Linked DNA regions of Homo sapiens: region 1 is linked to region 2. The links are chromatin contacts, found by Hi-C or POLR2A ChIA-PET in ENCODE. All regions are on one chromosome and are shown on one strand. The core of a region is the stretch at or near the end of the contact, and the rest is flanking DNA. Distances in the headings are between cores, read along the strand shown.

What was found. Hi-C counts contacts between places; a loop is a spot of excess contacts on that map. ChIA-PET counts read pairs that join two places held with the same protein, here RNA polymerase II (POLR2A). Pooled maps may share reads with other maps.
Region 1: a pooled map shows a loop between it and region 2 (3-fold over the local background). The contact joins the promoter of COMMD7 here to the enhancer-like site in region 2. A Hi-C loop is called at or near these places in 1 of 168 maps with a recorded cell type or tissue (Caco-2) and 4 of 50 pooled maps. POLR2A ChIA-PET finds 5 or more read pairs at or near these places in 2 of 52 experiments (CD8-positive, alpha-beta T cell and PC-9).

What each region holds. Positions count from the first base shown.
Region 1 is chr20:32,742,060-32,744,759 of GRCh38, forward strand. It overlaps COMMD7 (COMM domain containing 7), which reads right to left and starts at 1,408. Exons shown (of 9, transcript NM_053041.3): 1 at 1,249-1,408. The coding sequence starts at 1,332. RefSeq lists silencers at 25-199, 1,184-1,253, 1,434-1,663 and enhancers at 244-1,071, 1,959-2,700.
Region 2 is chr20:32,474,093-32,476,792 of GRCh38, forward strand. NOL4L (nucleolar protein 4 like) reads right to left here. Exons shown (of 11, transcript NM_001256798.2): 5 at 509-650. Among named protein-coding and RNA genes, the nearest start is that of NOL4L-AS1, 86 kb to the right of the region's middle. RefSeq lists an enhancer at 448-1,219 and a silencer at 1,403-1,592. Within about 2 kb of position 1,404, at least 33 of the 41 ENCODE cell types and tissues checked have a DNase peak (open chromatin) inside an H3K27ac peak, as active enhancers do; they include PC-9, where a contact is called at or near this core.

The sequences.
Region 1 (2,700 bases), core at 158-2,657, 270 kb after region 2:
TGCCTGTAGTCCCAGTTACTCGGGAGACTGAGACAGAGAACTGGTTGAACCTGGGAGGCGGAGGTTGCAGTGACCCGAGATCGCGCCACTGCACTCCAGCCTGGGTGACAGAATGAGACTACGTCTCAAAAAAAAAAAATTAATTTCCATTTCTATTTAATTTTTAAATGTGGCTACTACAAAATGCAAAGTTAGAAATGTGGCTTGCAAATTTTTCTATTGCATAGCTCAAGCTTAGAACCTTCCTGTCGTTACAAGTTCTAAGTTTGGTTTTTATCTCGCAAGCAGCACTACTGTGTGGGAAGTTGTGGGGGGTATGGAGATGAAAGAAGAGGGGCGCTACCTCCTGGGAAGTGACAACCTAGCGGGGGAAATAGATGTATCTTCCCAGTGGGGGTGAGAAGTGTCATTCTCACCTATTTCAGCAGCCTTGGTGGTATGAAAAGGCATCCCAACCAGCACAGAAGCAGGATGCCTCCAAGACTGCCTTGGTTGGCACCTGCAGCCTGAAGGGGGAGAAAAAGGCTTTGCTAGCTCCCCTACCATCGAGGATGAAGACCCCCACTGTACACAGTGTATAAGGTTTCTTTCCATGTGAATCCCAGTGACTCTCCTTAACTGGGTGGAGGTGGAAGGTGTCATCAGCCTTGTCCCAGATCGAGCCCCTCAGGCCCACAGAGCCCCAGTGGGGCCTGGCTATTACTGACACTCATGTCACACTGAGATGTAAGACGGCAGCCCAGGCCAAGCTTCCCCGGGCCCCCTCAGATTCTCGGGCCCTCCCACTCCCCTCAGGCTTCCTCGGCCTCCCTGCCAAACATCTATCTCCCTTTGGACCCCACTGCTCCCCAAAACTCCCCACGCCCTTAGTCTGTTCCTTCAGTTCCCCAAACTCCTTCAGCCTCATCTAGACTCCCCTCCGTCCCTCTTCTAGGACCCCAAAAGCTCTCCTCGGCCCCAGGACCCCGCAGAGGTCCCGTAGTCCCATCTCTGAGACCCCACAAAGCCTTTCGGACCCCTCAGGTGGCCCTTAGGCCTCCGGAGATCCCTTGGCTCCCCACACTCTCCTCAGACCCCAGCTCACCTTAGCCTCGCCCCGAACCCACCTCACACACCCCAAACGCCCACAAGACGCCGCTCTGTCTAGTCTCTCCCAACTCCCGCGCACCCCCGGACGTCCCCCCCACCCCAGGCCCGGATCCTGGAATCACCTGGGCCCCGCGCCCCACGCCCCGCCGCCGGGCCCACCTGCGCGCCCAGCTGGTTCAGCTGCTGCATGTCGCCGCCCACGGCCTCCGGCACCGGGTCCTCAGTGCAGTGCAGGCGGCCCATGGCGCGCGCCCCAGCCCCGCAGGTTCCACCGCCGCCGCCGCCCTGCTCAGCTTCCTCCTCCGCTGCCGCTGCCACCGCTGCCGGCCTCTCCGCGCATCCACAACCGCACTTTCGCCACGGCCGTCGCAGCGCACTCCTCCCCCGGCCGCCCTGGGCTGTCCGGAGCCGGGGAGCCCTCGCAGGGCCGCGGACACGCGCGGCCGCCGGGCTCCGGGGAGGGGCAGGGGCGGCGCCGGCACCGGCAGACGCGAGGTTTCCTGCCAGCTCTCCCGCTGAGTGACCTTTGGGTACGGCGCTTGGCCTCTCTGAACCTCAGTTTCACCATCTGAGAAAATGATGGCTGGGGTAGCTCCTTAAATGAGTTAAGCCTCCAGAAATGTTTAACGCAGAGACCGGCACACAAGAGGTCTTCAATCAATGGCTAGCTGCTATTATCATCATCACTGTTACTATGCACTCCAGAGATATTTATGGCAGCCTACTCGATGCCAGACACTGGGGACAGGGAAGGGAACAAAGCAGGCCAGAGTGTCTCTCGGAGAGCTGACATCAGAGTAGAGACTAGGTCTCAACCTTGGAAGGGCATCAGCATCACCCCAGCATCACCTGGTATTGCCGGGCCCCGCCCCCAGAGGATCTGATTCGAAAGGCCAGGGTGGAGCCTGAGAATTTGCATTTCCAATAAGCACCCAGGGACTACACTTTGAGACCTTCTGGAGTGGAAGAAACTGACTTACCAAAGTTTCCTCAAAATAGTGCGAGGGCTTTGACTGTGCGGGGCAGGGAGGGTGGTGGTGAGGTGGGTGAGGGGAGGTTACTGAGACCGTGATCATCACTGCAGCCCCTCAAACACTCTAACCCCCATGCCCTCTCTTCCCAGGGGCTCCTCACAGTTCCCAGGTGAATATTACCCTAATCCCCACTGGAAACATGAGAAAATAGAGACATGCTACCCAGAATCTAGGAACTGAACGCCAAGCCTAAGGGCTTCACCTAGCCCCTAAGTCCAGCCTTGAGGGTAAAGAGGTAATGCCGAGAAACCTGGAGCAGGGAAATGTGGGGGGTTTGGCTGGCCTTCCTCACCAGCCCTCCTCCTCTCCTCTACCCTTTCCTGAAAATCCCTTCTGTAAAAGTATAAACAAAATGTCTTCTACCCGGCCCGGCGCGGTGGCTCACTCCTGTAATCCCAGCACTTTGGGAGGCTGAGGCGGGCGGATCACTTGAGGTCAGGAGTTTGAGACCAGCCTCAACATGGAGAAACTCCGTCTCTACTAAAAATACAAAATTAGCCGGGCGTAGTGGTGCATGTCTGTAATCTCAGCTACTCGGGAGGCTGAGGCAGGAGAATTCCCTGAACCCGGGAGGCAT
Region 2 (2,700 bases), core at 154-2,653:
AATCCGGACAGCTCCCCAGCCAGCCGCATCGCATCCCAAGGGGCTAGGGTGAATGTGGGCAGCTGCACTGCCTGGTCACTCACCAGGTGACCTGGGCTATAGCCTCACATGTGGCTGCAGAAACACAGCTTGTTTCCCTTGCTGGGCAGCGGAACTGCTCTGGGTTAGGTACACTGTGAACCTTCCCAGGCCTGCCCCTGGTAACTCTGAAACCCACATTGCAGAAGCCCATGGCATCCCGGCAACCAGGCAGACCCCCCGCCCCGCAGGCTGCCAGTCCTATGGGCTCTCTCCCTCATCTTTGGGAGGAAGGAGCCAGGAGCTGGGGCACTGGGGCCCATGGAGATGCTGAGAACACTGGGGGCAGTGCAAGCTTGGGCCTGAGCCACCCAAAGGCCTTGGCCCAGATTCCGCCACCCTGGAGTGTGTCCACACCTCTCACCTGAGGACAACTGGGAGCAGGGGGCCGGGCACAGCCCCTCCTCAACTGCCACCAAGGGGCACTCACCGTCCTCTTGACTGTGGAGGTTCTGCGGGCTCCGCATCCTCTCGTCCTGGCTGGGGCTCAGGCTGGAGGCCAGGTGCGGGTCAGCTGACATCCATGTGGAGTCGCTCATATCAAAATCCTCGCTGCTCACAGAAGTCTCATCCTGAGCAGGGACAAAGAAGGTGGGCATTCAGCAGGGACGGGCTCTCATCAGCCTGAGGCAGCCTTGTGGGTGGACCCCAGGGCCAGTGGGCGTTTGGGAGTGCCCTGAAGGCGGCAGGAGCCCTCAAACCTTGAAGTGAGGGCTGGGTGGTGCTCCCCCTTGCCCGGTGGAAGTGGCCCCGGCTCTGGTTCCTGTCGGAAGCCAAGGCTAAGGGCCGGCACTGTCTGTAATTGAAGACAATTATGAGGTCTCGCATCCTGCAGGGGCGGATGGCAGGGCCTGGCTCTTACCCTTGTGAGCCAAGGTTGAAACAAGCGCTGTAAACAAGGGCTGCCGCTCCCTGCTCTCAGCCCAGGGACCGGGGCTCACTCTGCACAGGACCCGGCGGCAAGAAGCGGGCAGCAGCACATGCCCGCCACCAGGCACTGAGGCTGAGCTGAGTGCCCCCAGCAGGCCTGGCGCCCTGACTCCCATGAAGCATGCATGGAATTCCTTTCTCCCACTCCCCCAGCCCAGAGGACGTTTCTGTCTTCCTCCTTCCTAACCTTTGCTGTGCTTCAAAGATACGCTCTTGGGCAGCTTCCAGGGCTGAAAGGGCCAGCCCCAGAAGTGCAGAGAAGGAAGGGGGCGGGGCAGGCCAGGGTTCGGACCAGACCGCAAAGGGGGTTCAGCTCAAGGGCCTGGGGGGCCGCCAGGGCGTTCCAAACAGCCGGATGGCCTGCTAGAGAGGACCACGCCTGCCTCCTCTCTCCTCGCTGCCGGCTTCGGGCCGGCCCTTGGCCAGTCATCCGGGAACCCCCGGGGCGGGGCCCCTTCAACCCAGCCCTCCAGGGGGAAGGGCCCCCACCTCCTCCAGGCCCAGCCTTTCAGGAGCAGCAAGCAACTGTGCCTGGGAGCTGGCTGTAAAACCAAGAAAGATGACCCAGCAGCTCCCACACCCGGAGTTCTGGCCTCCCCCCAGCAAGACACAATGGCCTCTGTGGGCCCCCAGTGAGGACCTCTGACAGAGCACCCCCCAAGCCTCCCCTCCGGGGCCCCCCTCACAGACACCTCTTTTATAGTGAGCAAACACACTTTGGTTGGAACTTTCTTAGACTGCTGTCCCTGAGGCAGACACATCTGCTCCAAGTGCTAGGGAACCAGTGTGGATTCGCCTCCACTCCCTCCCCCACCGGCTGGGCTGGTAGGGAGTTTCCTGGAATTTATAGCTTCTGTGCAGTGTGGACCCTCTGCTGAATCCAGAGGACAGGAGCTGGGCTGTGACGCCTGTAGTCCCCACGCGGCACACCCAGGGCCTCGGGGGATGGACAGAGCCCACGTGTCCTCTAGTGTCCTCTCCCCACACACAGGCACACGCACTCACTCTGCCTCCCTCCCACAGGCTGCCTGCTCCATAAACACAAGCACCTCCACCCACAGCCCTCCTTCGTGAAAACTCGCTCACACACCCGGAGGGACACACACACACACACACACACACACACACACACACACGTTCAAAAGGCTCTGCACAAAGGGTACAAAGGGACAACAAAACTCTCCCCTGTGCTAACTGGATGGAGGGAGACGAAGGGGAGGGGGAAGAGAGGCTGGCAGGTGGGGGAAGGTTCCTTGGAGCCTTGAGCAAGGCTGCAAGGTGCAGCCGGCTCCCCATCTTCCCAGCTGGTCGTGCCATGCGGGCTCCGGGAACCAGGAACGGGGCATCTTGCATGGGCCCCTTGCTACTTCCTGGATGCCCAGGGGGTGCCATGCTCTGGGTTTGACCTGAAGTCACAGCTGAAGGAGGAAGACTCTTGGGTATTGTTCAAATGCTCACGACTTAAAAGACAGAGTATTCTAGTAACAGTTGAAAGTGCCACCTACTCCAAACTCCCCATCCATCCATTCGACAGGTATTTACTGAGCACCTGCTATGGGCCAAGCTCCGCTCTAGGTGCTGGGAAACTCAGCTGTGGACCAGACACACTCCTGGCCTGCCTGGCACCCCTCGATCCACGAGGGAGATGGACAATGAGCAGAAAAACATTGATGACGGCTGCAAAGCACATGG